4 separate regions of the Mus musculus genome follow, and regions 2, 3 and 4 are each linked to region 1. The links are chromatin loops, found by intact Hi-C in ENCODE. Cell type or tissue: left cerebral cortex. All regions are shown on one strand. Each heading gives the region's core, and the rest is flanking DNA. Links, peaks and the distances in the headings are about the cores only. Region 1 holds the start of Trmt10a (tRNA methyltransferase 10A). Region 2 overlaps Dapp1 (dual adaptor for phosphotyrosine and 3-phosphoinositides 1). Region 3 overlaps 1110002E22Rik (RIKEN cDNA 1110002E22 gene). Region 4 holds the start of Gm52617 (a long non-coding RNA gene).

The links. Hi-C counts contacts between places; a loop is a spot of excess contacts. Peaks named below come from ENCODE experiments on the same cell type or tissue, not always from the same donor. Only the 100,000 strongest peaks of a DNase experiment are listed, where the experiment ranks them.
Region 2: it touches region 1 in a loop (5-fold over the local background); 12 of 42 quality-filtered maps call a loop at or near these places.
Region 3: it touches region 1 in a loop (2.8-fold over the local background); 14 of 42 quality-filtered maps call a loop at or near these places.
Region 4: a loop joins it to region 1, with 2.5 times the contacts of the local background. A loop is called at or near these places in 6 of 42 quality-filtered maps.

Annotation. Positions count from the first base shown.
Region 1 is chr3:138,140,703-138,148,368 of GRCm38, forward strand. Trmt10a (tRNA methyltransferase 10A) reads left to right here and starts at 2,746. Exons shown (of 8, transcript NM_175389.5): 1 at 2,746-2,894; 2 at 6,673-6,868; 3 at 7,652-7,666. The coding sequence starts at 6,678. It also overlaps a transcript of Mttp not described here. In left cerebral cortex, for the core only: CTCF peaks have their summits at 2,672 (motif pointing left), 3,277 and 4,407 (motif pointing left); DNase peaks (open chromatin) are centred at 2,752, 3,072, 3,739 and 4,385; H3K4me3 peaks cover 2,113 bases; H3K27ac peaks cover 2,120 bases.
Region 2 is chr3:137,934,173-137,941,838 of GRCm38, forward strand. Dapp1 (dual adaptor for phosphotyrosine and 3-phosphoinositides 1) reads right to left here. Exons shown (of 9, transcript NM_011932.3): 5 at 6,689-6,736; 6 at 4,965-5,027; 7 at 3,565-3,650; 8 at 1,410-1,497. Among named protein-coding and RNA genes, the nearest start is that of Gm19708, 5.8 kb to the right of the region's middle. In left cerebral cortex, for the core only: a CTCF peak has its summit at 4,573; a DNase peak (open chromatin) is centred at 4,586; H3K4me3 peaks cover 217 bases.
Region 3 is chr3:138,071,218-138,078,883 of GRCm38, forward strand. 1110002E22Rik (RIKEN cDNA 1110002E22 gene) reads left to right here. Exons shown (of 3, transcript NM_001370862.1): 3 at 5,947-7,666. It overlaps Gm52617 (a long non-coding RNA gene), which reads right to left. Exons shown (of 4, transcript XR_003954569.1): 2 at 6,711-6,772; 3 at 4,742-4,844; 4 at 3,514-3,819. Among named protein-coding and RNA genes, the nearest start is that of Gm5105, 7.7 kb to the left of the region's middle. In left cerebral cortex, for the core only: a CTCF peak has its summit at 5,727; DNase peaks (open chromatin) are centred at 4,170, 5,708, 6,321 and 6,706.
Region 4 is chr3:138,080,343-138,088,008 of GRCm38, forward strand. 1110002E22Rik (RIKEN cDNA 1110002E22 gene) reads left to right here. Exons shown (of 3, transcript NM_001370862.1): 3 at 1-1,159. It overlaps Gm52617 (a long non-coding RNA gene), which reads right to left and starts at 6,164. Exons shown (of 4, transcript XR_003954569.1): 1 at 5,254-6,164. In left cerebral cortex, for the core only: no CTCF peak of the experiment used is centred there; DNase peaks (open chromatin) are centred at 3,088 and 3,693; H3K27ac peaks cover 1,245 bases.

The sequences.
Region 1 (7,666 bases), core at 2,231-6,230:
TACACTAGCAAGATTTTGCTGTAAGGACCCAGATATAGCTGTCTCTTGTGAGACTATGCCAGGGCCTAGCAAACACAGAAGTGGATGCTCACAGTCAGCTATTGGATGGGTCACATGGCCCCCAATGGAGGAGCTAGAGAAAGTACCCAAGGAGCTAAAGGGAACTGCAACCCTATAGGTGGAACAACAATATGAACTAACCAGTACCCTGGAGCTCTTGTCTCTAGCTGCATATGTATCAAAAGATGGCCTAGTCGGCCATCACTGGAAAGAGAGGCCCTTTGGACTTGCAAACTATATGCCCCAGTACAGGGGAATGCCAGGGCCAAAAAGGGGGAGTGGGTGGGTAGGGGATTGGGGGTGGGTGGGTATGGGGGACTTTTGGGATAGCATTGGAAATGTAAACGAGGACAATACCTAATTAAAAAAAAAAAACAATCAACCAGATTGACTTGGAACTTCGAGTGTCTGTGCAATGTTCACAATCGCACTTACAACCATGTGCTGTGTCCTAGAACTCTGATCTGCCAGTAGCCCTCTTCCTACTGTACAGTCTGCAGTCAAAGAGCTGGCTGCCAGCTCTATGAAATTGGCACACAGATATGATTTGTGTAGGATGTCCAATGTTTATTCGTGATTAAATTGCATAAACCTTAATTTTTCTATAAATGTTACTGCATACATTTAAGGCATAGGACATGACACTGTGAGCTACACATGACCAGGAGAAAGCCCACTATAGTGAAGCCACTTAACATGTCACATCGCTCACAGACAGCCAACTACTGTTTCCTTTGTGATGAAATCATCTAAAACCTACTTCATTAGTATGAAAATAATATACGGTTCGTAGGTTACACATTTACTCTCTCGTGTGTTTATCTTACACGTTACTTCACTCTTCTTCCTGATAACTGCTGCTTTATCCCCTAAACCCAAACCTGTGTCTAACTCATTTCGCAGCACAGCGACTCCTAAGCCCATCCATACTTAGGCAGACTCCCCAGACTCCGCAGATATTCAAATCCAAGCTTGCTATGTTTGCTTAAAATCCAGTTTTCTTCTAGTATTCTCTAAATTACCCAATTAATAGAATTATATTTCTACCACTGTTCACATTAGAAAGCTGGGTAGAGCCCTTCTTCCTTACTCCACCACTGCTCATCAATGTGTAAAACCTTCACGTTTGGCTCTTTGCTTTCACTGCCCCCAGCTTTGAAATTCTTCATTTAAAAAAATGTTTACTTTCCAAGATGGAGCAAAATTACAAAATCTCCGACACTATGTGCTCAAGAAACATTCATGTCTTCCTTTCTATCTACAGGCATCTTAAGTATGTATTCACTTCTGGATCCTCTACTTCTTTGATGGAGACAATCATTTAGTCATTGCTGTACAAAATCCTAAGCCAAAGACAATGAACTGTCAACTGTGTTAAACAAGCCTGAGTTTTATAAATCAATGACTTCCTTACATCACAGGACTTTATCTTAAACTTTTATATGCTTCTTTGGCTAAACTGCAGTTTTTACTCGTACCTTTTTTTTTTTTTTTTTTTCATACTTTGGATTGATTCTGCAACCATGAGATCAAATAACCAAGTCAAATTTGGTCACATCATAAAAATGAGGATTTTTCTCCTAACTTAAAAACTCTTTTAGATATCAAGGATGCTAGGCATTACCTCTAAAACTGTACCGTTATTTTAAAGACAGATCCCATAAGGGCAACAGAACAGCTGCTGAAAGATCTGGCACACCACTCTGCCAGCCTGAATTTAATGACCTACATGTGAAGGGCTCCATATCCAGTTACTAACCCTCCCTCAGCTACTCTCTGCCCTGATACGGAGGCAGCCGAAAAAAGATGCCCTACTAACAGCTCATAAGTGGATTCACATTTTACTGCCAATGTTCAGTTAACAGAAATCTCTAAGATTTGAGAGATCCACAACACAGAGCATGTGATCCACATCTTTTTCCAAATAAAAACAGAGTTTAAAAAAGATCTCCCCCACACACTAAATTCAGAGACGATTCAGTTCATTTAAGAGCCTGTAACAAGTTCAAAAGGTCAAGCAACAAGAAAAATCTAATGATGGGTCTTTATTTGAAAAATAGTTTTTTATCTGCAAATTCTACAGATTCATCCATCAGAAAAGCCAAATTAAAACAAAACAACTACAAAAAGACCAACCTACCCAACTGTTTGGTTTTTCTTTTTCCCTCGGTTGACTTGGTCTATATTTAGCAAAAAGATTATATAAGGTCAAGTATTTACAAACGATGAAATATCACTAGTGTTTTGCAAAACAGCATAAACAAAACCTCAAAGGATGGACTGTAAAGTATTATGTTTTACTAAGGACATAAAAAGAAAACTTTAAAATTCCTAAGTTCGATGAATTTCTATTAAAAATTTCAGTTTACAATTTTTTCACTTATGAAAGACCATTGGTAACTTTCTTACATAAATTAGAAGTACGTTGGGCAATACTAGATCATCCTCTCAACGCAGAAAAAAATAAGAGCATTTCGTCTGTTTCGCATTTCAATTTCTTTCAGTGGGGCGATCTTCGCCTCGAGACCCGAGCTTACACAGGCCTGTGGGTAGAAATGCAACGCTTGACCGGGAAAAACGCCTCGCGGTAGCCACTAACCATTCCCGCAAAACCCAGGCCCAGACCCCGCCCCCTACAGGCTCCTCCTCTTTCTCCGGTTTGGAGTTAGCGCAGTCCGATGACGTAAGCCGTAAGTGCCGTAACCGGGCGCGCAACCACCGCCTCTGCCTCTGGGAGTTGAAGTTTCTGAAGGAGGACGACCGCGTGGAGCCGAGAACACTTCAGAAAGGCTTTCTAACCGCACCCCGGCGTTCCCCACCGGCCCCGCGGCACGGTAAATATGGCACTGCGGCTGTCGTGCCCCTGCCCGTTGGTATCCTTTCGGATGCCAAAGGAGCGTGAGCTACCCTAGCCTCCGCTGCAACCAAGGCTTCCGGAGTAGAGGGTGAGGGCCTGGGAAGTAGTTGCCGGTTTGCGGAGGAAGTGGCGTCAGGTGTGCGTTTTCCACGCCCCTCGCCACTCACGTGCCGTCTTCCAGAGTCGTGATTGGTCAGCTGCGGTTCGTTCGCGGGCGCAGGGCCCCGCTCGGGGCGTGCGCGCGCCCGGTTGTCGCCGCGGTGTGCGCTCCGGGTTTCTGTTGTTTAGGAGAGTCCCTACCGGAAGTGTGGCAGAAAGGAGCCATGTGGAGTCTCAGGGTAGCTTGTCGCAACGCTGCGTTGCGCCTAGAGGGCAGGCGAGCCGTTTTCCCTTCTTTTCCTCTTTTTCCTTCCCTGGGTCAGGCCGTCGCATGTAAGGGCGCCGAGGGGCAGTTGCTGCCCAGGCGGCTCGGCCTCGTGGTCAGCTGAGGATGAGGTTAAGATGGACGCGTTACCGGTTGCCACTGAAATATTTTGTGTTTAAAATGTGGTTGCGTGTCCGGAGATGTAAAATTACTCATTTAAAAAAAAAAAAAAAAAAAAGCTCTCCTGAGATTCCCTCCCAAGCCAGAACTCAAGCCAAAGGGACTTTGACAACTGAACAAAGGGCTATTGCTACTGCGGTACAGACCAACGCGTTTAAAAATAAAAAAAAATAAAATAACATAAAAATACCCTGAAGTAGGCATGTATTGATTTTAGAGTTACCGAAAAGAAAGCTTAAAGACTACGAGGGCCGTTTTAGTCGATTTGATAACAGCCGGGTTTTTGTCTTTGGCATTAAGTGACGTATGCTCTTCCCCACACCAGATAGTCTTTGTCAGTATTACTCAGTTTTGAGTTTTGTAATCCTGTCTGATAACTTATATCCAAGAATTAACCATCCAGGTTTTTTCTTTTTAAGATATGCTAAAGTAAAGTCTCAGAGTTGTTTTATCTTTCTGTAAAATGTTCTTAAATACTTGTTAGACTTGGATTAGTGGATTAAAATGTGCTTTAAGCATCACTGCTGGTCTGGGAGAAGCCTCAGACTCGCTGCCATAGAGATTCACCTCGTGACCCAAACTAAAGCCGTGTGTTCAAAAGTGCCGTGTTTTACATAATGCATCAAATTCTTACTCTATTACTTAGTAGACAGTCGGAGCGGAAGCTATCTTGGTGAAGTCTAGACAAAACAAGACAGCCAGCTAGTATTTTATCTGCATTCATGTATTTTATAAAATGAAACATATTTCATGTGTTGTTCAGTAGTCTGGCTTATTTAATCAAAGCTTAGGAAACACCCAGTACAGTGTTTCAAGAATTGATAAAACACATTAATGTTAGGACAAGCTCACGATAGGCTGCTCAAAGATGTTACTATTCTGTGATAGGTCAAGTTAAATTTAACTGGAGACATTTTAGATGTGAAAGACAAAGGCTCCCCCTGGTGTCAGAGAGCTGTAAAACACGGCTTTTGTAATTCTCACAGTTAAGGCAGCTCAACACTTCAAAATTTTGAACATAGAGAAACTACTGAAAAGTATTGCCACGGATAAATATTGCTTTGTTTCATAGGAATTTAGTACTAGAGACCAGAGGAGTTAGTAACTTTGAAATTACTCTCTTCGTTTTCTTTTAGAATTCTATGAAATCCCATATCTACTCAAGTTATCCTCTCGGTTTGGAATAAGTCAACTGAGTTTCAAGTTTCAGAGCTGTGCTCTCTTGAAAATATGTTTCATAAAATGTTTTCCTGTTAATTTCAATTTTGCTTTTAAGTTTGCATTACTGAGTCTTGTTTTTTCCACTATTCATGCCTTTGGGCATATACATTTTTGAGTTTTATTTAATGCCTTTAGAGCCATCTGTCAACAGTGTGCAGTAGCACTCTCCCTTCAGAATTCCCCCATCCTCAGGGTTTTAGGTTACTGGGAAGTTTTGGTGTTGGATCTGGGTTTGAGTAATAATACACAATTTCATCCCTTTAATCAGTATATTCTCTCTGCTAGATTTGTTTGAGATGCTTTTTTTCATAGGAATTTAGTACTAGAGACCAGAGGAGTTAGTAACTTTGAAATTACTCTCTTCATTTTCTTTTAGACTCCTATGAAATCCCTTATCTACTCAGTTATCCTCTCAGTTTGGAATAAGTCAACTGAGTTTCAAGTAACGTGACACTGCACTTTCAAAGAAATCGAGAAGCATAGAGTAAAGCTATTGTTTAAGTTCTGCAAAAGTGTTGTCCTCATTATTACATCTCGAAGAGTAATTGTGTTGTTGTTTGTTTTTGTTTTGGCTTAGATTATCGTTTGTTTGCTTAGATTAACTAGCTAGCTCTGTAAGAATGAAGAATCTCAGAATGTTTCTTAAGGCCACATGCTATTTAGCAGATTATGCTTTGTCTGAGGCAGGGACAAGTAGGCAAACACTTGTAAGCCTTGTTATTAAGAACATATTAAAGAGAAAAGATATTTCAGTGTAGTTCGCCTTCCCCCAGTCAGCAAGTTGAGTTCTAGCTGTTATGGATAAAAATGTGTGTGGTTGGATTTAAATGAAGATTGATTTCGGTCAATGCTAAGAATTTTGCGGACTGATTACAGAATCAATTTTTATATTTTGTTTATAGCCATAGCTAAAGCATTTACAGATATATAGTGACATTTATTAGAGAGAGAAAGAAAACTTGTATCATTCAAGTTAGAAAATCCAGATACCCATGAACAGAAGTGGAAGGTATGTGTGAATATGTGCTTTAATAAATAATATAAAAGGAATATTAGTATTTGCATTGTCTCTCAGATTTAAAATGTAACTGTTACCTCTCATCAGTAAGTAATTTTGGAAATACCATTTTTCCTGGCTGCTTAGCATGAGTAACTAACCTATATTATAGAAGAACCATTGGTTTACTCTCTATGCTGACACTCAAATAAGTTCTCACTTTTTACAGTTAAAAATGTTAGGATGAATAAATTATGATGCAGCCTTTACTGTACATTTCTGACTCGCTTACAGGAATTTATTCTAAGAAACCATTGCTAGGTAAGAAAGTATCTACAGTAGTTCAGTTCTCTGAGGCTGTGATAAAACACCATGGCCAAAAGCAAGTTAAAGGAATGGTATCTGGCTGATGCTTCTAGACCACAGTTCATCACTGAGGGCAGTCAGGGCAAAGCAGAGACCATGGCGTCTGCCTTTCCGCTTGCTCCATCGCTCATGCTTAGTGACCAGGACCACCAGCCTAGGGATGGCACTGCCCACACTAATAAGGACAGCTCCTCCTCACAGACATGGCCACAGGCCATCTGGGCAGAGCCAGTGTTGTTACCCACCCCCCAATCCCCAATTGAGCCTTTCTCACATAACTCTGGTCTTGGTCGATGTCACCTTGACAGCGGAAGCTAACTAGTGTTGGTGCTTTTATAACTCTCAAAACATTTGCACGCTGGAAAGAACATGAAGACCGTCTATAGTATATGTAAACACTCTATTTCTTCAGTCCTTCCAGGACAGTCAATGAATGGTATTTAATTCATGTCAAGTGAGAGTTAAAGATCTTTGCCAATAAATGAAATCTAACTATCTAATGTGCATTTTTATCAATGATAGTGCTTAGCATGTAGTGATCTCTATTGGCCATTTGGCCATTTGGGTAATTTTACTTTGTAAGTTGCCAGTTCGTGTAAAAAAATTTTTGCTTTTCAAATTTTTCAGAGACAATGAATATGTCATCTGAAATGCTGCCAGCATCCATCGAGTCTACTAATGTGGAGGAAAAGCTGGGTACGAGTGACGGTGAAGAGGAGAGACAGGAGCCTAGAGTGGATGCAGGGGCTGAGCCAATATCTAAACGGCAACTGAAGAAGCTGATGAAACAAAAACAGTGGGAAGAGCAACGTGAACAGCGCAAGTGCGTACACAGAGCATGCACTGCTGTTTTACTGAGAAATGGGGCTTCAGGTCCTGTTAAAAGCTGTCTGTCCTGAAACAGAAGTCATGAAAAATAAGGATATGCATGTTCTTAGCTATAATTAAAACCATATGCCTTCCGAATTGTTACTTTGCTTTTTGCAATACTAATGAACTTAGACTCCGCCCCTTTTTTCTCCTCAGACTGCCTGAGGAGCGCAAACCTGCTAGGATGGGCTCTGGTATGGGTGTCCTAGATCTAAGTAAAGCAGCCACGCAGGAAAGCCAGCTTTGGCCTGACATGGGTGTGCCTAAGACAGGATTTCATGAAAGCATTTCTCATAGCCATTGTCTAATGCCAACATTTATAAGAGATTAGAAAAACTTGGACTTTTGTTTCTGTTCTTTAGTAAATTTAGTCAAATATTCTTTTTAGTATTCCCTATGATATTGAACTAGAAAATCGTTTAGTGGATGAGTTGTGAATAAATTCTTTATAAATCATCTTTATAAATCTCTTAGTCCTATATGATACTAGTGATGAAACTATCGAATACTGCAGTTATACATTAAAGAAAGCTCTATTAGCTCTGCAAAGTCCTTCTCTTCATGTGTGAAGATATTGTATGGAGTAAATCACGTTACTAAGGTCTGACCCTTTTCCCTCACAGAAGAGAGATGTCACAGCCATGACTATTTTAAAATGTAATTTTTTGTTTAATTAGAAGTTTTGTGAATGTCTAAATATACAGATAATGAAAAAAAATGTCATTTGATATTTTAGGGAGAAACGAAAAGA
Region 2 (7,666 bases), core at 2,436-6,435, 210 kb before region 1:
GAACAGCTGAGTTGAATCAGCCAGCCAGAGATCAGAAAGAACTAGGAAGGGATGAGTTTACTCAGCAGTGTCAGAGGGCTGAAAACATTCTAGACCCAGATAAGACTCCCAGATGTCTAGGTTAGCAGACAGAAGCAGTAAGCCTGCAAGATGACAATTACACTAGACGAATTAAAGTTACTTTTATAGGAGTCATTTCAGCCCAGACATTTTGCCATGACAAAGCATTTCCCCACTGATATTCAGCATGAGAGCAGTCTCAAAATGATCTTTGTATTAACTTGGATTTCAAACAAAAAGGACAAAACAAGACAAACAAAAGAACCAGCCTCTTTTTTTTTTTTCCCCCAGAGAGAAGTGTTCCTACCTCTGAGCTACAAGCTTGGTCTTAAGGATACCCATTCTCAGACATGCCTATAGATTCTATGAACACACACACACACACACACACACACACACAGAGAGACATTAGGAAAAAGATGTCTTGCCTTTGAAAACACCACGGTTTTCAAGACAGTATGTTTTGGTGACCTACGTGTAAAGGCTTGGTCCCTAGGGTGGTGTGGCATTGATGTGATGGGGCCTTTAAAAGATGAGACTTACTAGGAAGTCCTGAGGTCACCGTGCACTGCCCTTGGAAGTGTGAACTGTTCTGAAGAGAGTTCTAGACGTTTGAACTTGACCACTCCCCCAGTATATCTCTGGCTTCATGTTTGGAAGTGTGATGGTTTCCATCCTCAACAAGTCCCTGTCTTTATATCCCACCAAAAGGTCTACTTCAGAGGCTCATGGGAGTGCTATGCCCTTGGACCTCAAGAACTGGGAGCCTCCTTTACCTCATAAGCAGCTGCCTCATTACTTCATGAGAGGAACAACCACCAGACTAATATAGTAAACTTACAGGAAACACTAGAAAGCTTTCACTCAGCTATCCACTCTCTATAATGTGCCTGGGGAAAAAGTAAGAGCAGAAAGAAAATACACCTTTGGTAATTTGGAAATTTAGTAATATCCATACAAAGTGGTTACACCAGAAACTGAGTTACTCCCTAATCTCCCTCGGAGACAATTTAAAAGGCTCTCCAAGTTGAAGCATATGTCAGCGTCCTATTCTGAGACCTTCCAATCCAAGTATTCTCTTCCAAAGGAAATGATAATAACCAGTACACCTTACCAGAAGACCACCGAAAGCCGTGGCTGAGGATAGATAGGCTGAGGCGTAAGAATAAATCCCTTCCTTCTTATGACCCCTCCCTCCCTTTGATATCCATTAAGAATGTGGATTACTCCACAAAACAGCCAAGAGCCTTCCCTTTGGTTCTCAAGCCCGCTCTGACAACTGGTGTGTGCTTGGAGTCCACTTGTTAGTTACCAAGAAGACTGGACATCTGGGGACTTTTATAACTCACCAACTTCCATCTCAGTATTTTGATCCATTCATCGGCTTCAACTCCCGTCTTTGCACAGAGATAAAATGTCCTGAATGGAAACACTAGGCTGATGAAACAAAAGAAACAATGTGAGGTGGTTGGTATATATCCTGATGGAACAGTGTGAGTGCCTCCCAGGGAGAAGGACTGCTGAGGGCTCCCCTAATTAGCATGGTAGCTTTGAAGAATTGGTGTATGCAGAGCCATTCTGTCAGCAACTGCAGAAATGCCTAGGAGGTTTTAAGTTTGTGTCATTGTAGATGAGATTTATATTCTCCCAGGAGACTTCAAAGAAGAAGCGTATGTCAGGGTCACACCCTCAGTCTTTTGTGGTGCTTGTCTTCTGTGGAACTTAAGTTTACTCAGCTGAGCTCTGCAGTGGGTCCAGAGCCTCTGTGTGTGTCAAAGGACAAGCCAGGCAGAGAAGAGGGCATGCTGAAGAGCTCATTTTTACTGGCTGGTTTAAGGAGGGTACCACTTCCTCCTGAAGATGTAGTCGGTTTCAAAACAGAATAGAAAAAGGGGTTAGACCCATTCCTTACCACGGGTTAGTCTCTGCCATTAAAAAAGATTTTTTTTTTAATCACAAAAGCTTGGGAAGGTAGATGATAATTTTTCATTTTGCTGTCTGTGACTAGTCAAAATCATTTGAGTTATAAGGTCCTTACAATCAAAACACAAACACTATTTTTTTTTCTCCTGTCTGTCCCCACCCCCAACCCTTCCCCCACCCCTGCAACACCCATGTATCCTAGGCTGGCTTTGAACTTGCTACATAGCAGAGGGTGACCTCAAACTCTAATCCTCCTTCCTGGAGCTGAAATTTAGAAGTGTTTCTATCACCTTAATGCCAGAGCAGCACATCTTGTAGCTCTCTTGCCTATGGCTGAGGAGATGGGGGTGGGGAGAGAGGGATCTTGATATCCTACACGTTGTGCAGGGTGCTGAGTGTAAACTGGTTCCTAGTTGTCACTGATACTCCCAGCTTGCAGGCGTGAGTTGCTCTATAAATTTATACAAATCTTCCTTTTCTTCTTGGAAACAGAAGCCCTGACACTAAATGTAATTAGTTTAAGCCAGTTATGATTAGGGGATGGTTGTTTACGTTGCGGCTAGTGGGTCAAGCAGAAGCCTCACAGGGCAACGTTTCCAGGGCAACACTGACTTTCCTGCTACAAAGGACTGGACTGTGAAAACACTCGGGGCAAAAGCAGCCACTTGGATCTGAAGGGGCCAGCTGGGAAGAGTCAAGAGAAGGGTAGACACCACGCCCTTGCTGGCACCTTGTCTCAGTCCACCTGCTTCTCAAGTTGTTACTTAAAGAAAATCAAACCTGGGTTAGATCATAGACAGGCATTAACAAGCTGTCTGTTGTTCATTGCTGCCGAAAGTTGCTCACTTTCTCTGTGTAACAATGAAACTACAGTTCTATAGCTAATATCTTTATTCTTAGGACTTCCACAATCAAGATACTGTATCCTTGCAGCTTTCTTCTAGCCGGCTTTGGGGCTTAGGAAAAGAAGTGATGGCTGAAAGCAGTCCTAAAATCTGGCAAGGTCTGAGTGAGCTGAGTTAGAGGGAGAATAGCTTACATCTTTCAGTCTGCATACGGTTGACAAACTTTCAAACAAAAGGTGGTGGAAATGAAGACACACCTGTTTTTGTCAGGACACCATCCCAGAAATATATATAGGGATATCCCGATATACTGATCGTAGCACAGCAAAACATTTCCTCTGCTGCTAGGGTCACATGGGGCCGAAACAAGACAGATCCATCTATCACCAGAGTCAGTGAAATGATAATTAAAATTGAGAGGAAAATCTCAAAGCAGTAAAGTTGCTTATGATGTGAATGAATGAATGAATGAGTGAGTGAGTGAGTGAGTGAGTGAGTGAGTGTGTCCTTGTTGCGCAGTGCACAGCCTGAACCTAGACAGCCTGCCTCTTTGTTGAAGCCACTTTAGAGGAGGTATTGTGGCCTGTGTAACTGGAGGCACTCCTAGCATGCCACACCGTCGTGTGAGGTTAGGTCCCTGTCCCTCCATCCAGATGTGTACACGTGAAGATAGATAGCTTTTGATTCCTTGGCTTAAAAGACTTTTAGAAACATTTCCTTTATGAATATATCGTACCAGAAACAGTTTACTCGTTCCTGTGAGTAATCAAATTGAACAGCTGAGCACTCTGTTAGGTCTAGGATCCGAATTGGTTCTGGTGACTGAAAAACAAAACGAAATGATGTCACATAAATAAACAAATGCGCGTGTCCATCCCTTAGCAAGGTTTCTGCTGCGAGCAACGGTCAGTTTCATTAAGATAACAGATGATGGCAAAGCCTGACACAGGGGAGACACACGCTGGGGTTTGGGATCTAGCTTTTCATGGATTAAGCACTGGGAAGACATTGCTGGGCCATACAGATGGCTCAGTGGTTAAGAGGGTGATCTGCTCTCCCAGAGGATCAGTGTTCGATTCCCGGCACCCATACCAGGCAATTTAAAACTGCCTGTAACTTTAGCACCAACCGGTTCAATGCCTCTGACCTGGTACCAATACTCATGGGTACATACTACCACACAGGCACATGTTCATGCACATTATTTAAAAATAAAATAATTTTATTTTTTGTAAAAAAAAAAAAAGATGGATGCCCCTTTTGTCAATTTACATCAGATCGATGTAGATTTTTAAGGAAGGAGTCATATTTTCTCCCATCTTTTAGAAACTTCTACTATTGCTGAACTCTTGTATAAAGAAAAAGTAAATCATTTTAAGTTGGCATGATAAAACGAACCTGGGCACTGGACATACTTTTGTTTATTTATTTATTTATTTATTTATTTTAATGAGAACGGAGATTTTTTTTTAAAGATGTTTTAAATTTATTTTTATATGAGTACACTGTAGCTGTCTTCAGACACACCAGAAGAGGGCATGAGATCCCATTATAGATGGTTGGGAGCCACCATGTGGTTTCTGGGAATTGAACTCTGGAAGAGCAGTCAGTGCTCTTAACCAGTGAGCCATCTCTCCAGCCCTGGATATGCATTTAAGGCAAGGGGAAATTGCCTCCTAGGCAAGAAGGCAAAGGAAGAATTCCTTTGTCCCAAGCAGAGGGAGCCAAATACTGCGGAGAGCGACAGCTGCACTGACCAATCAGCAGCCTCTGGAGGGAGCCCTCATTTTAGCAGAGTCAGAATAGATCAGGATCAAGAGCCCCGATCCTGGGCTGGCAACATGGCTCAGTGGGTAAAGATGTTTGTGGTCAAATCAAGCCTGATAATCCGAGTTTGATTCCCATGAACTGCTTATTGAAAGGAGAGATGCAACTCCATAGGTTGTCTCTGATCTCCGAACAAACTCTGTGGCCAGTGTGCCCCGCCCCCTCATAATTGGGTCTCTAGACTCTTGTTTCAGAGGATGTCTAGAACCTCACGGAACCAACACCTAAGCAGCGGCGGGAGTGGGGATGGGGTGAGGGTGAGAGAAGAGGGGAGAGTGGGGGAGGGGAGGGTACGCATGTCTTTCTCACCATCTGGTCTTTGAAATATTTCAGTTCGTTCCTTTGCAAAGTAAACCATCTTGTTTTCCAGGTCTAAGGGGAGAAAATTTGTTTGAATACAAGAATGTAATATCTAAACTTGATGGTTTATTTTCATTTTAAAAGTATATAAAGGATTAGATGAAATAAGCCTAAAATATTTGGGGGTATTTTTTTTTTTTTGAGGAAAGTTTCAAAATACTTATAAAAAAATAAGATGAATCTATGTTCCAAGATCACAATAGAAATACCACGAGTTTATTTAAATGAATAGAACCAGGTGTTTTAAATATTCAAGGTGATTTATAACAAGCCATTTAAGTTTCTGTTTTATTAATGCTATAATAAAAATTGCTATCAACTTTGAGACCCTTCTGTGAGCTATGTCACCACCCCAGAAATTTATGTATATTTGGTGTATACTCTTGAAACTTCATTTATATATAATGCATATTTACCCATTGCATATAAAGTAATGTCATCTATTATTATTTATTATTATTACTTTAAAGCGGATACAGTTGAAGTTTAGAATCCTTTAATCACATGACACTCTGACTCTTCTCTGGACTCAACAGCAGAAACTGTTGCTGCTGTTTCCTTCCTATGTCTTAATAATGCCCTGATCTGTCTCAGCTGGCAGAGCATCCAGTTAAAAGAGACAATAGAAGATTGCAGAATAAACATTCAACGGGCATAGTTGTTTATGCCTTTAATCCTCACACTGGATGTTGAGAAGTAAGACTGTATGCTTGAGGTCAGCCTGGGCTGTGAAGGAGACCCTCTCTGGATAGGAAATGAATCAATAAACAGGCTACAAAAAATGAATGTCTCCCATCTTCAGTGAGCATCCAGTCTAGTAAGGACAGAGATAGCTGCACGACTAGATTAGACTCAAGCAGCCTGGTTTACAGGAGAGAGGGCAGGACTCTGACTCTGACAGGAGCTAAAACACTGCATGACCATGGCTATGACATGTGAAAATTAAAGAGAGCTTTAAAGGCACAATTGCAGGCAGGGAGCAGGCAGGGGCCCTGGATTTGTAGACTGTGTTTACTTTGGTATTTTATAATGTCATTTTTCTTAAGCACCAGTTATGTGTTTGGCCTACCTTTCAGTAAACAGAGGGCTGGAGAGGTGGCTCAGTGGTTAAGAGCACTGGCTGCTCTTCCAGTAGGTCCTGAGTTCAAGTCCCAGCAACCACGTGGTGGCTCACAACCATCTGTAATGCGGTCCAATGCCCTCTTCTGGTCTGTCTAAAGATAGCTACAGTGTACTCATATACATAAGATGAGTAAATAAATCGAAGAAGAAGAAGGAGAAGAAGAAGGAGAAGAAGGAGAAGAAGAAGGAGAAGAAGAAGGAGAAGAAGAAGGAGAAGAAGAAGGAGAAGAAGAAGGAGAAGAAGAAGGAGAAGAAGAAGGAGAAGAAGAAGGAGAAGAAGAAGAAGAAGAAGAAGAAGAAGAAGAAGAAGAAGAAGAAGAAGAAGAAGAAGAAGAAGAAGAAGAAGAAGAAGAAGAAGAAGGAAGAAAATTGGCCCCTCCACGGAACACACTGCACAGTGCTTCCTTTTTAGTATGAACTGCAGATCACTCACATCGGGCTTCGTCAGAGAACAGCCAAGTCATTTCTCAGGTAATATAAGTGGCTCAAAATAAGTTTATAATTTTCCTTTAAAAAAAAATCTGACAACATTACGAACCCCACTCCCTTACCTTTACCAGGCCTCCCTGCTTGGTGAGATAGCCTTCTTTGGTGCCCAGCTGTAAAAGAAAAGGTCTGGAATGAAGCCCAGAATTGTCACATGTTTGGCCTTGTGCTTCTATCCCTTCTTATCTCCCAGTACTGGGGTGTGGGGGGACGTTACTCCAGGCAAGCACTTTACATTAAGCTGCAGGCTTGCCCTGTCCTGCTCTATGAAGAACATGTCTGCCACTGATCTTTAACTGACCCTCTCCAGGTCTTGCAACTCTCCCCGGTGCCACGGGAGACACTTTGCAGACTGGATCATCCGACATAGTCCATATCCACAGGCACTGATGGAAAGGCTCTTGATTACCTCAAGCTGGCAACTTGAAAACAATTAACAACAGGTGATGTTTGTTAGTGTGCAGTGAAAGCCAGTAGCTCGGACTGTTGTCGGAATCCTAGAGTAGAAGTAAGCACTCATATGGAACGGGCAGCTGACACTCGGATTGGCCTTCAGCCTCCATACCCTTGTACTCACTACCCATGAACTTAGATATTGGATAAAAACATTGAGTCTGGGGCTGGAGAGATGGCTCAGTGGTTAAAGAGCGCTGACTGCTTTTCCAGAGGTCCTGAGTTCAATTCCCACCAACCACATGGTGGCTCACAACCATCTGTAATGGGATTGGATGTCCTCTTCTGGTGTGTTTGAAGACAGCAACAGTATACTCACATACATTAAATAAATAAACATTTTTTTTTAAAGAAAAAAAGAAAAAAAAACCCAGAGTCTGTAATGAATATGTATAGATTCTTATTCTTACCATACCATAAACAAAACATTCTACTGGCCATTTCCAGGCATTTGTATTGCCTTGGGTGTGATAAGTAATCTAATGTAAGTGCATGGGGGGTGTGGATAGTTTATGTGCACACTGCACTATTTTAGATAAGGGTCTTGGACATCTAAGGTCATTGGCATCCATGCAGGCTCTTGGAAATAC
Region 3 (7,666 bases), core at 3,488-7,487, 68 kb before region 1:
AACACGAGCATAGCAGCAAGCAACATAAGACCAGGCACAGACAATCACACTGAGCCTGGACAGAAGGCAGCCCAATAGGAGAAGGGTCCTACAAGCAGGCAAAAGAGTCAGAGACCACAGTTTGTAAAAGTTCTTGTTCTTGACTTTTCACATGATCAGAATACTTTCCTTAAGGTTTTTTGTGTATGTTGTATGTTCTTATGTGTGGTTAGATATAACACACACACACACACACACACACACACAGAGTTTGACCTTCAGAAGGGGGTGAGATTCTGGAGCCCAAGTTACTCCTTGGGTCAAGTTGCATTTTATGCCGTATTACCCTGGCTGAACCCATCATGCTCCAAGGCTAATCCCCATAAGTACCTACTCTCCCTTTGAAAAAGAACAACTTCCATACTTGCAAAGGAAATCAGAGAAAATCTATTTCTGACACCGAGTCTGACCTGCGCGCGCAGGCAGGGATTTCTGCTGGAAATACAGCCCGTGGAACTTGATAGGAGGCATGAATGTGAGTGAGTGGTTGGAACCAGGACACCTCAGGTCAAACACAGAAGACGGAGTGAAGATGCCTTCCGGCAGGAGCACATGGGTGTCAGAGCTGTGTGCAGACTTGCCTCTCCGCCTGGCAGAGTAAGAAGGGTTGAGATTATGTGCCTACAGGCTCTTCACTCCTTGGTAAAACCACACTGCATGGAAAAGAAAATGGGAACTGAGCTAAGAGAATACTGTAATCTTGGGGGTGACAGACTCTCTAACATTCCTGTTATCTCTAGTGGGAACATATTCCTGCCTCTCGTGTGTGTGTGTGTGTGTGTGTGTGTGTGTGTGTGTGTGTGTGTGTGAGAGAGAGAGAGAGAGAGAGAGAGAGAGAGAGAGAGAGAGATGCTGATTCCTGCATTATCAGATAAGAAAGTGTATGCATTATCAAATAAGGTAACCAGACCTATATTAGCAGCATGAAGGCATTACTATCTAATCCAATATTTATTGGCATGTCAGTGGCTAGGAAGGGTCTTGCATGCTGCAAAGTGTCTTCCAAGATAAGAAAACGCTGCACAGGATCACGTTTATTGGGACTTTTGCTTAGGATTCGAGTAAAAGCACAGACGTCATTCTGGTTGCAACACAGAGAAAGATTGTTCGGATGGTTCCGCTCCAAGAGTCTTCAGTGGGCACTGCACTGTGTGGTGACCACTAGTGAAGAGGGAGAGAAGAAAGGCAGGGAAACTCTAGTGTGCCTGCAGAGGAGACCCAGCACGGACAGTTAGCTTTTGGATCCCTTGGTTAGATGGATGTTTACCTAGGGCTGTTGGGATCAGCTAATCCCTAGGGGTTTGTGAAGCTGTGGATGTGGAGGAAGCCTAGCAGGGTGCATAGCAGTCTTATGGAGTCCTCATATGACAACTAAAGAGGAAAGAGAAAGCTGGATTCAGGGAGAGCCGTTTTCAACACCCTGCTTTCATGGTGTGTTCTGAGTGGCCCTAGAGGACTTCTGAGACCATCGAACCCAGATCCTTTTGTATCAAAATTGCAGGAGGAAAGCGAGGGTTGTTTAAAGAAGAGGTGAGGCGACCCTTGCTTGGTCACCGTCCCTCTGTGTACGGCTCGGTTTTCTACCTGGACATTGATCTCAGTGTCTTTTTGGTCTCTGTCCTTTGTCTTTTTCCCTCTCTCTGGGGACACTTCAGTGTTGTCTGCCCCAGTGTTCCTCTTACTATCTGAGGAGTTATTCTGAGTTCTCTGTTAATTACTTAGCAGCACTAGCTGTCCCAATGTCACTTCTCATTTCCTATCCGCTCCAGCTCAAGTGACTTCAATGGCCCATCACACACATCTAGACTTATCTCCAGGTCCTTAGATTTTTTTTGGAGGGTTTTGTTTTGTTTTGTTTTCATTTCAGAATGAATTGCAGGACTGGGTAGCCTTGGCAACTCTTTCAGCACAGCATCCTTCAAAACACTGAGCATCCCTGATAGGTCAGGACTGTGGCTGCCTCTCCTGTCCTGGTGGACAGAGGCTGGGCTGCTATGACTCCCTGCTTCATTTTCTGTTCATCCCATAATTACATCCTACAATCAATAGATCATTTCTCCCCCACCCCCCAACATGGCTGTGGTTCCCTCTCCCAGTTAGTATAATATTACTATAGCTGCAGCTTTGATCTATAATATTCTTAATGTGCTTTGATTCTAATTGCCTCTTCTCCCCTTTCAGTGGTTTGAGATTCCCTCTAGCTCACTCTCATACCCTTCTCTGCAGTTCTTTCATGCACACACATATTAGCCAAGACTGGCCTTGACCTTACCCAAGGCTAGCCTCAATGCTTGAATCTCCGATGCTTCTGCCTCTGCTGCCCAAGGACTGTGATTACAGGTGTGCTCTGTCTACCTTCATATTTTCTTCCTTACCATAGCTTAGCCTCATGCCACTGGATTATTGAAACAAGTAGATACTTTCCTTAATCCCTGTTAGGCAAATGAAGATATAAGTTGCTACAATCAACAGTAAATGAAGTCCAGGCTGCTTGAACTGTGTGCTTGCATCATTACAGAAGGTCCTTGGTCACCCATTTCCCTTACTTTCCCTTCTTCCTATGAATTATCCCCTTTCCTTATCAGCCCTTTTGTGCCAGGCGTACTTTCTCTGAACTTTTTCAGCATTTTATTTTGCCTCTTGGCCACTCAGCCTACTAAAGAATTATGTGACATTTGTGTCCTCATGGAGGATAGCAGAACATACTAGGCTGGCTGCTCTTATGCTAATTTTTCTAATCAGGTGGGAAATAAATATTCTACCCTAGAGAAAATTGAATCGTCCAGCTATTTCATTATCATAAGAGAAAGAGAGACAGAGAAAGAATGTGTTTTGTGTGTGTGTGTGCGGTATGTGTGGTGTGTGTGGGTGTGTGTGTGGTGGGGGTGTGTATGTATAGGGGGTATGTGTGTATGTCTGTGTATGTGTTGTGTTGTGTGTATGATGTGTGTGTGTGGTTTATGTGTGGTATGGTGTGTGCGAGGGTGTGTGTGTGGTGTGTATATGGTGTGTGTGTGCCTCTGTGTGTGTGGTATATTGTGCATGGGGGTGGTGGTGTATGTGTGGTATGTGTGTGTATATGTGTGTGTAGGGGGGGTGTGTGGTATGTGGTGTGTGTGTGTGTAGTGTATGTGTGCTGTGTATGTGGTATATGTGGTGTGTGTGTATGTGTGTGTGTGGTGTATATGTGCTGTGTGTGTGGTATGTGTGGTGTGTGTGTATGTGTGTGTATGTGGTGTGTGTGTGTATGTGTGTATGGGGTGTTATGTAGGGTGTGTATGTGGTGTGTGTGTGTATGTGTGTATGTGGTGTGTGTGTATATGTGATGTGTGTGTGTTTGTTGTGTGTGTATGTGTGTGTGTGTGTGTGTGTGTGTGTGTGTGGATTGCTGAGTTTGAGAAAACGACTAAGAAAAGCAGGGAGAAGGGAATAAGTTGAAGTCTGAACATATCCAATACACTAAGCTTCTCTGAGTTTTTCTCATGATTAAAATGTTTATTTTGATTAACATGATTAAATGTTCAGCCAGAACATTCTCTGCTATAAAGAGAAACCTGAGCCATATCAGAGACTCTAGACTCAAGGCTATGCCTTCAGTGATGAGAGGGCTCAAGGGAGGAAGGACATGGGACGAACATATGCGGGGACCCCGTGTCCCCAGGCATGCTGATAGGTGAGAGTTGTGTGCCTCTGACCGGAGTAGCAGCACATATGACACAGGGACAGCTGGGAGTGGTATTGTTACTTACTGGTGTAGGCCAATGTTGTATACACTTTTACCTGTAAAATGAAAATAATTTTAAGAAACGTTGTAAAGATGCAACTGTCAATTATCTCAACAAACGTGGAATATAGAAAGTGTCAACGTTTCTTGGAAACTAGAACCCATAAATACCCAAAATTTCAACAGGGCCTGGACAAACCAGGAAATCACCCCTATTGTTTCAGACATCCAGGGTGGCATCAGGGGCCTGTGCACAAAATAGCTGAAGTTCCCAGTCAGGAGACAGTAACAATAGCTCAAAAGTCCCCTCAGAGCTGGCCGGCCTCCGGGCAAGTCCCCTCAGAGCTGGCCAGCCTCCGGGCAAGCCATTGGCTGGGTGCCAGTGTATTCTAGTATCCCCCACAGCCTTCCAGCCTGCTCTACAACTCCGGGCACAGCTTACCAACTGCGAGTGGTGATTTTCCTCTCTGTCTGGGCACAGGCCTGGGAGGAGCAAGATGTCTGCCCCGAATCCCTGATAAATGTGGTCAGTGTTCCAGGTCTAAACTCCGGCCTGGGAAGGCAGCCAGGGAGACCCCTTGGTAACACAGTATGGCTAACCCTTCGTCTTCACTCTCAGGAGTTACTTGAGAAGCCTCTGGTGGGGTTTATTGGGTAGTTATTACTATTTTATCCTTCATCAGAATTAAACCAATACTTTCAAACAAAATTTCTCTAAAATTAATAGAAACACAATAAATACCTTATGGATATCCACAGAGCAATATCTAGACTATATTGTTTAACAGATTTATCTTCATTTCTTAGTTGGTTGTCATCTTGGAGAGGAGTTTCTTACACTTCTCCTCCTGCTCCTCTTCCTGCTCCTCCTCCCCTGGTCCTCCCTTTTCCTCCTCCCCTCCTCCTCCTATTGGCCCCCTTTCACTCTGCTCAAAGAGTCCTTATAAACCTTGCCTTAGGACCGCAAGCCAGAATTACCGTTACATTCTTTTATGTAATTCAAATTATTCTTCTTAGTCGCATGGTCACCCCTTCTTCACCTGTGATTGTGTTCAGTTTCCTCTTGCTGTTTGTTCTGTGTCTGTTGAGATAGAAAATCAAGCTTAACAAACTGTGTATCAGTGAGTTCCAGGGGAATGCTAAACAGTAGATGCCATGTGTGCCATATAACACTACATGCTCCATACAGTTCCTTGAGCCCGAATATATTTTCTCAATATAAATATGAAACAAGAAGACATATTTGAAGTGTATTTGCATGAGATGCAAAGATATCATTATTCTATCTTTCATTCTTAATAAACAAGCTGAAACAGGCTTTCTTTTCTAGGTCACAGGACTAAAGTATCCCTTGCCTTGCTCCTTTGGTTGCTTATAGTTAGAGAGATGTTATTTGAGTCTTCTATCTCAAGGTTATATTTCACATGATAGAGACATCTTTCTTCTCAACAAATAGCACTTGAAGTTTATTTTATTTTTGTCTTCATACTACTGTATCTGAAAATCAACTTCCAGGCACTAAAAAAAGATTCTTTAAGCAAAGTTCTAGCAGATTATATTAAGAAATTTCAAAAGAGAGGAAATGGATAATTTTCATACACTTTTGAATAATGGCAGTGCTGTCTTAATATGGGTCTAATTGAGTTGTATGTTATAGGCAGGAAATGTAATTTATATAAAAAAAAAGCACACTGTGAGAAAGTCCACATAACTTGCTTAGCAGTCATTTGTGTTCCCAGAATCCCCAGGGCAAGGGTCCGTTAATCTAATTAGATTACTGACAGTAAATTTCAAATGATGCCATTTAATTTAAATACCAGTTCTGTGTGCTAAGTTTTAGGGAGGCATACAATATGCCATTTTGTCCTGGTGAATCATTTCAGACAAACTAAATATTTAACTCTACAATCATTTTTGAACAGCTGATTGAATCTGAGTCGGGTTTTCAAGACAGGCTCCACTTGGTGGCACTTTCTGGAAGTCAGCAGTGTCTGATAACGGCAGCACATGGTTGCTAAGCACATTTAAAACTTTTAAGTTCCAAACTTAGAGAAATGAGCCAAATAATCAGATAGTCAACAGGGAATGTAATTTTTGTTGTACTTTTAAAGGGGAATATTCTTCCGGAATGAGTCATCTTTTCTTTGACCGTGTTTTTTTTTGCATTGTTTTTTCTTTTGCAGGAGCAAGACAGAAATAAGAACTGTTCGTTAATTTGAAAGTTTCATTGTAACACCGAATTCATCTGAGAAAACTTCCAGTTGTGTTATGCACTTTTATTTCTTAGGAACCATGTGTGTAAGTTTGTATGTTTTCCTGAACAACTCTCTTAAGGTAGCTTTTGTTATTTCAGTTTTATTAAGATGACTAAATGGTTGCGTTTCTCCCCCATGAAGTGTTTCTTTTTATACTTTAATACAGGACATAAGCTTTCTTGCCACCGCCTCCCCTCCGCCCTTGTGACCAGGCACGCAGTACACAGAGTATTTGAATGGTTTGTTCAAAACAGGCAGTGGCATCTGATTGGTTCGATTGCAAACCAAATCAGCCAATCAAGAACTAAAATCAGAAGTCACCCTGGAGTTTCTTGAGCTATGTCAAGTCTAGCTGACAGGATGGCATCTCCTACTTAGGTTTTAAACACAACCGTCTGCTTCCAGTAATAAATAGCCAACTCTGTCATTCTGGCTGTTGTGTTGTCTGGGTTCCTGACCAGGTTTGGCATGACTTCCCGTGCAATCATGACAGATGGCGGTTTTGACATTTGTGCTTTAATTTTTCCCATTTGCACAGTGCCCTGACACTGTTTTTGTCACAAAGCAGAATGTTTTGAGGTATGGGGGAACCCGTGATTACACTGAAAATTAAGTTCTTAGTTTCAGAAAGCATAAACTGCCCATTCTCCTTTAAGAATCCAACCTTTGTTGTAAGTGTGCAACACACATACCCGTAAATGAGTCCTTTCATAGCTGTGCCCTGCATCTCCATGTTTGCAGCTCGAAGAGAAGCCTGTTTGGAGAAGAAGACAGAATTGGCTGTGAACTTTGTTTCAGTGTTTGTAATTCGCTCCAGCCCCAACCACCCCACATCTTGTAATTACAGTGCCCGATTCTTGCTTCAAGTTTTAACAGTTGCAAAGATTCCAAAAAACCAGATGCATTACTGACCAGTTGTAACCCAATTCTGACTGAATGGATACATTCAGACTTTCCTAATTGGTCTCTCAATTAAGTGATACACTGAAGAATTTCTTAATTACTTTCTAACCAAATACCCCGTTTAAAAGGCAAGTATTAACGCTCAAGATTTCTGTAAGGAATCTCTGTTCAGTCTCTTGTTTGTTTAAAGATAAAGTATTCTGGAAAATTCTTTAGATGACCCTTTTTATTTTGACAATCACCAGTATTTGCTTTCCACTTAAAATTGCTTCTTGAAGTCAGGGATTTTATGCCTCTCAGAATACTGAATTTTCTAAAGCTTTTAACATTTTAATACTTTGTCACTGTTGGGTTTGTTTTTTTTTTAAATCCAGGCTCAAAACCAAATTCAATACCACTTCCAGGGCCTTTCTTAAGGGGGAGAAACAAGTTCTAAAAATTAAGTTCTTTTAGACAAAGAGCAAGATTTGAAGCAGGAGTAGTGAGTGGTCTTTGACCACAGTCCACTTGGTTACCGGACAATGAGCTGTGAAATAAACCCTTGTCTCTGAGGTATATGATATGAAACATGGTCTCTGGGTCAGAAGATGCCTTTGGGCCATATTTAAGAAGCCATTGCTACCCCAGAATTTGAACATTTTTTTTTTCAGTCAAACTGACTGCATATAAGGGTCACTTACTATTGGAACAAGAAGCTAGAATCCATTTCTTTCCAAGATCTCAAACCCGTATATCTGAGAGCAGC
Region 4 (7,666 bases), core at 665-4,664, 62 kb before region 1:
CACCCTAAATTCTCAGGGTGTGCTATTTTACCCAGATACTTGAAAGAAAAAGGTGCCCTGTGTTTTATCAGTACTGTTGATGGGAGAAAATTATGTGTAAGTGTGTTTGAGAAAACTGCTCATAAAAACCAAATCAATAAGCTCTTAGGCTTTTACATAATCTCTAAGGAGATGTATACATAGGTAATATATATTGTCAAGAGACTGCTAATGTATTCTTTAACTTCTGGGTCTGAGAGAGGCCTCACCGGTGCATAGAATCAGTAAGAAAGCATGTAGCATTTTCTCAAAAGTGCCTTGAACTTGAATCTAATCTGAATCGCACTCCATTTGTGACATGTGTGAAGAAAGACCCAGAAGCAGGACCCTGAAGCATGGACTCCGGTGCGTGCCCCACGTCTCTGGGGAGACCTGAACGATCATTGCAATACTCGTGAGCTAGCCACACCCTCAGTACTTCATGTTGTGCTCTGTTGGACTTACTTCTGTTTAACTCAAAATGGTGCAGAATAAAATTCACACATCTAGTTTGGTTTTTCTTTTTAAGTTTCTGAATTGCTTTTTTTCAAGTTAGTATTAGTGGCAGCAAGTTCTTTCCAGGGTTCCCTGAGTCACCTACTATGGCTGGATCTGTTTTCTAGCAGACAGTCTCTTCCCACCCCCACCCTTTCTGAAGATGTGTGTTTATATATTTATATATGAAATTATATTCTTGTATAGTGATGGCCGAAGAGAATGTGAAGACTGTGGAAGTTGCGTATGACTAGGAGAGTGTATATTGTATAATGCATACAGAAGGATGTTGGATAATGACGAACTGTAACCCCAGACTACGAGAGATGGCATATGGAAAGAATGTGAAAATTTAAACTGTATCAATGCAGCCATCTTGGTGGAGAAGTTCCTGGCTGAGGTTTGATGTGGTGGTACAATGCGGTGAGCTGGCTACAGGAACTTTGCATCCAGCCAAAAGCGCCAAGATTTGCCTTTCAAGTGCTCTTGCCTATGGAGAAAACTACTGAGAAGGGATTCCTTGTGACAAGCCTACCTTTAAGTGCCAGCATTTGTAAGGTGTGATCTTGTGTATTGGTTTTTTTATTTTGACAGTTTTGAAAATATGTTTGTTGTTGTTGTTTTTCCAGTAAAAGTAACCACAAAAGAAAACATACACTGTTAGTCTTTATTTTAACTCGAAAAGCAAGCTTTGGACAGTTTTGTTTTCTCTTAGCTTCTAGTTCGAATTCGGCATTTAAACAAATTTAGTCTGTAAATACTGTACAACCAGGTACATTTGTTTTCTATTGGTGTAATAACAAACACCTATAGATTCCATAGCTGAAGACAATGCACATTTATGATCTTCTAGCTCTGGAGTTTAGAAATCTGGTATGGATTTTTCTCGGTACCCAGAAAATATCATCCAGCTAACCTGAGCGTTATCTAAGCACACCTGCCTCCTGAAGTCACATTTGTGGAGTTCCTAACAAGGTTAGGTGCTGCTGCCTCACTGACGCCACGGTGCCTCCTTGACAATTGTCTCTGAGAACCCACATGGAAGCCCAAGAAAGCAGAGGCCATTCTTCTCCTTAATATCTGAAAATTACTATACAGTGACACTTAGTACTGTCGTGGTCCCTAAGCACAGCACTGGCCAACTGAGATCACTGTGAACACGAATGTTCAAGACATCTGGACCTACCCTCAGGGTAGACTTCCAGCACTCCTTGTGTTTGAACAGGAAGCAGTTCAGAGCAAGCAAGAAAAAGCACTTCAGTTACATTTTCAAGAGTCACCTTTGGCTTCTGGCTCTTGTTTCTTGGGGATTTTCAGGTTTCTTCCTGTCACCTCAGATGTACCCCATTTTTCTCTGCACTATGCTACCTCCCTAGTTGTCCTAGAAAAGTAGGGTGGAAACGAGTGATTGCGTCTTGCTCAGAACTTTCCTACTGTTGTGGTAATACGCTGACCAAAAACACCGTGGGGAGGAAAGGCTTTACTGCAGCTTATAGATTAAAGTCCATCACCAAGAGAAGTCAGAGCAGGAACCCAAGGAGAAACTGAAGCAGAGATCAAGGAGAAATGTCCCTCACTGGCTCAGCTTTGTTAGACAACCCAGGCTGACCTACGTAGGGCAACACCACCCACAGTGGGCCGGGCGTTTCCATATCAATCATTAATCAAGAAATTGCCCCCAAGGACTTGCCTTACAGGCCATTCTGTGGAGACATTTTCTCAATTGAGACTTACTCTTCCCAGATGAGTGAAACTTGAGTCAGTTGACAAGAAACAACTAACCAGCACACTAGTCTCCATTTTAGCCTAAGCACCTGGTCCTAAAATTCCCAGAATCACACTATATATGTGACCAGATTTCCCTTCAGGTTTAGTTTAATGTCATGCAGGTCATCTGGTGGCCTGTCACAGGCTGGCATCTGTATAAGCAAACACCTTGAACACGAACTACTATAATCTGTGTTTATAAATGGTTTCACACCACTTCTGAGGAATTTTTTTTTTTTTTTGCCAATTTTGAGTTCATTTGTGCTCAGCCACTGCACTTAGTAATAACAGAGCTCTGTCCACCCCTTGATCCTCTCCTCTCTCTCCTCCCCTGCTCACTGTCTTCCAACCAATCTCTTGTTTTGTTTTGTGTTTTTGTTTTTGTTTTGTTTTTGTTGTTTTTGTTTTTGTTTTTGTTTTTGTTTTTTGGTAGAGAACTTAGCTGCCTAATGGAGCTCCAGTTATCAAAGACCTGCTGCAATATTGTGAAAACTGTAGCTTTAAAACCAAGTATGTCCACTGTTCTACTTATGCATTTCAGAGCAGTGACCTACTCCCCTCCCCCCAAACCTAGTAGATTAAAATAGCAATTGTGTAGTCAACTGACACTGTTGCAGGTTAAGCAGGGCTTGGCAGGGAAGGTTTGTCTCTGCCTCTCAGGGCAGCAGACAGAGACCCTGGAGTACTCTCTCACAATGCTCATTCACAGACCTGACAAGTTGCTGCTGTCAGATGAGAGCTCTGCTGAGCCACTGGCAAAAATGACTGCAGTTCCTCTTGAGAGCTTTGCTGCTCAGATATCTTCAAAATGTATGGGCTGAGTTCCATCAATGGGAATGCCAGGAGGTAGGGAACAGATGTCTCTAACTGCTTAAGGCCTCTCTCAGAAATGATACAGCATCATTTTTTTTTATCATCTCCATGCACTAGGGAACAATAAAATAAAGATGCAGTCCGCAGGAACATAGCCACCACCTCTAACTGAGAGGTTTGCCACAGAATTAGGTGACATGTCTTACCGCTACCGTTTGTGATAATAAATGTTATAAAAGAGGTGTTTTAGGAAGGAGTTTTAAAGTCAGCTCTTAGATGAGTTTAGCCAGACATTCTAGAAAAAAAAACACATCTAGAATGAGGGCAATTTAAAATGGGCTAAGTGGGCAGACTTCTATGTTTGTGTTGGGCAATACATTGGAGTCAGGTAGGGCAGACATCACAGTTGTCCTTCAACTGTGAAGAGAATCAGTTTCCTTTGGGGGAAAAAAATGAGCACCTGTGACAGCTAGCTATGCCAGGCATCCTGGTCCATGAGAGATGTTCAGTTTTCGGGAAGTCTTGACCTATGATGGGAATGCCTGCTAGGCTTATAAAACTGTGTAGTCTGTGTCTTACCAAAGGCGCAGAGAGAAGAGAAACTCACCAAAGACGGCCAAAGAGAGCCATGCCAGCTATACAGCAGGGGACTGGCAGGGGTGAAGAACTCTAGGTCTGGATGGGACCAGGAAAATAAGGGCCTTGAAGAGGCTGGAGGTGAAGCAGCTGCTACCAAAGGCAGTGAGGAACAGTCTGCAGACAAGGAATGTAATCAGTGCTCCAAGGGAGAGATTACCTTCAGAAGTGGTGTGGAAAAAAATTGCGGATTCTTTTTTCCTGCTCCTTGAAGCTATTGTCTGGTCAACACAATGGCCTGACAGACAGTGTTTCTGTGAGGCTTATAGGTTTTCAATACTACTAGATAAAGAGCAAGACTAGGTTTATTTAAGACAGAAAGTGCCTGGGTTTGAAACTCATTTCTATCTTTCCTGTTAATTACTTTGATATCCTAAGTCTACGTTGTTGCTGTAAAGTTAACATAGTTGCGGACATTAGAGTATGACATACATGCATGCTATAGTACTGAAGTACAGACAAATAGACAGACAGACACACACACACATGCTCACACATTAGATAAAAATTTAAAAAGTATAGTAACTACCATGACAGGCCTCTCTACTTCCGCACTTCTACCTTTGGAAAGTTCAAATCCACTATTGCACAGATTGCTCAGAAATGCTCAATCCATGGAGGAGTGGGGCTTCTTTTATTTAAAAACGTAATGTAAGTTCAACTAAAGGAATTTGGAAAGTTTTAAGTGTTCTTTGGTGCATTTGGTACGTCACATGCAAATTTGCAGTCTACATTTTTCTGCTTCATACTAGTGAAAGCCTGCATCTTTGTTTCATAAGTTTCCTGGTGTTATAATCACATAGGCGGTGCATGCATGTGAGTGTGAGAGTGCATACTCCCATGCACGTGCACGTGCAGATCAGAGGAGACCGCTAATCCTACAAGACTCTCCACCTTATTTTTGGAGACAGAGTCTCCCACTGACCCTGAAGCTAGGCAGTGAGTTCCAGAATCTGCTGGCCGCCATCCCCTAATGCTGAGATTATAGGCAGGAGTGGCCATAGCCCAGTGTTATGTGTGCATTAGGGATTTAAGCTCAGGTCCTGCTTGCCCAGCAGTAGTTCTCTCTCTCTCTCTCTCTCTCTCTCTCTCTCTTTCTTTCTCTCTCTCTCTCTCCCTGGAACACTTCCTCAGCATCCCCATCCCCCACCCCCAGGAACTTTTAATGGCTATGTCTTATTTCTTCACACTACCATATCAGGGTATGTTTAACGGATCTCACACTAAAGTGTCTTTAAAGTCGTTTCTGCAGTTTGAGGCCATGCAGTTAATGCTACAATGAGTACCTCTAGGCATGACTCTTTGCAAGCATCTTTGATAATTTCCATGGCACAAAATCCTATAATTAGAATTACTGAATAAAAAGCATAGGCATTATTATTATTTTTAATCACAGGGGATTTTAAGGTAGCTCTTGGCTGTTTTCAATACAAACAAGTTACCACTTTTTAAAGAAAACTGGCACCCCATTTGACAAGCCACTCCATAAATACCACAGTTAGAAATGTGTAGTGTAGCACTCACCTCATTCAAATCACCCTGAGACTGGGAGGACAAGAGGTCCCCTGATGTTTTTCAGGAAGGTACATTCTCCCACAGAATACACGAGCTCTTACTTTCTCATTCGCTTTCTTCCATCACCCTGGAGTACAAACATCAGGAAAGACCCTTATGGTGTAAGGGTCTTCCATTTTCCCCGGGTCACAGCTCCCTCAACCAGGTCTCACTTGACCTCCACACCAACAGCCTGGGCATCACCTGGGGACCGTCACCAGTGTGCAGCACCAATCCTGACTCCCTCTCTCCTTGCTGATGGCATGGAGCAGCCTGTTACAGAGCCTGTGAGTGATTCCACAGCATGCTCTGGACCACTGGGCACAGGCCACTGCGGGTGGTCACCTTTCAAGAGGGGAGCAAGAAAGCTGTGGCTGCTGTAGCTCTCTCTGTCTGCCATCCAATACCATGCTGGTCCAACAGTGTCCGTGTAAGTTACTTCCTGTCCAGCACCACTGTTCAACATGATTGCTTCATAAGCTTAAGACAGTAAATGATAAGGATCTGTGTGGATGTTCTTTGAAGGTGGGCCTAAGAAATGCTAATTTTCCTTAATTTTAAACAGAAAGTTAACTATATGTGTATATTGTGTGTGTATAGTGTGTATTTGTTTGTTTGCTTAAGGTAGAGTCTTATATAACCCAGATTGACCTTAAACTGGCTGTGTAACAGGATAACCTTGAACTCCTGATCCTCCTGCCTCAGTCTCCTATGTGTTGGGATTACATACCAGGCTATCACATCCAGTTTATAAAGTGCTGGGGATCAAATCTAGGCCTCTGTGTATGCTAGGCGCTCTCTGAATTGCGTAAATCTAAATCTCTAAATCTCTAAAGGTTAGCTACATCCGCAGAGCTAACCTTTACTTTTTGATTCTTAGTTCTTTTTGTTCTTATGAGGGCACCATGCAGTGAGAGCAAAATAAACAGCTCAGTTATGGTGGCTGTAACTGTGACCTGTCCTTTCAAAATACATCCTAGTGACCCAGATCACAGATCTCCATGGAATGGCGATACCATGGAAGCTATAGGGAGCTGCATAGTGGTCCGTGAGCAGCATCTGCTGCATGGGGGATACTGCACTCTGTATGCATGGCTCTAGCCTGATCAGGTAAGGGAGACTGGTTAGCGTGGGGAAATCTTAACTTCTGGAAACCGTCTACCATCCATATTGATCACGCCACCTCAGGTGTCAATACTGCACTAATGCCCAACTTCCTGATCAAAGAGTGTGAGACTACCTCTGCCTTGAAGCACCCCTCTGTCTCTCAATACTTCATCTCACAGAGACTAGAGCTCTGTGACTGCACTTACAGAGCTGATTTTCAAGCAGAGTGAGGGGAAAATGTATAAAAACATAGAGACAGATTTCTCAGAGCAGGGTGGAATTGACCCACTGAGCACCAAGCAACTGTGCTGGGAAGAGAATGCTCATACTCTCAAGTTTTACACTAAAGTCTTTGACCCATTTTGAAAGTGTGTGTGTGTGTGTGTGTGTGTGTGTGTTTGCGTGTGCGTGTTCCAGTTTCATTGTTGTGTCAGCACCAATGTACTGAACAGTTGTCTTTTTTTTTTCCTAATCTATGTGCCTGATACCTTTGTCAAAGGCTCTGTGGCTATTGCTATGTGGGTTTATTTCTGGATCCTCTATTCTATCCCATGAGTCCACACACCTGTTTTGTGTCTGTGCCTTGCTGGTTCTGTTACAAAGGCTCTGTGGTATAATTTGAGGTCAGCCTCTACCAAGACCCCAGGGGTCTTTTTGCTTAGGATTGTGTTTCCTATTCAGGGTCTTTTGTGCTTCCTTGTGAACTCCTGAGTTCTTTTTCTTTCTGCCTCTATGAAGGATGACCTTGGAATTCAGTGGAGGCACATGGTAGATCGCTTTTCTTGATGTAGCCATTTCACAGTACTAATTTCTGCCAATCCATGAGCATGGGAGGTCTTTTTAACTTCTTGTATAGTTTTCAGTTTCTTTTAACAGTGTCTTTCTGTTTTTATTACAGAGGCTTGTTACCTTCTTTGTTAGGGTTATTTCTGGGATTTTTTTTAATGCATTGTGAACAGAATTTTGTTCCCAAGTTCTTTCTAAGAAAGCTTGTTATTGGTATATAGAGAAGCTACTGATTTCATCATGTTAATGATGTATCCTCTTACTTTGATGGGCGTGTTTATCACATTGCAGAATTTATCTGTTTATTTTTAAGGGTCCTTGAAGTAGAGGATCATGTCCTGTGTCCTCCCATTAATGAACAGGTAGACAAAAGATACGTCCATGTGATGGAACATTACTCAGCCATACAACAGAATGAAGCCCTGATTATGCTACTGTCCAGACAACATGGAGAACACATTGCTGAGTGAAAGAAGCCAGTCTCAAACAA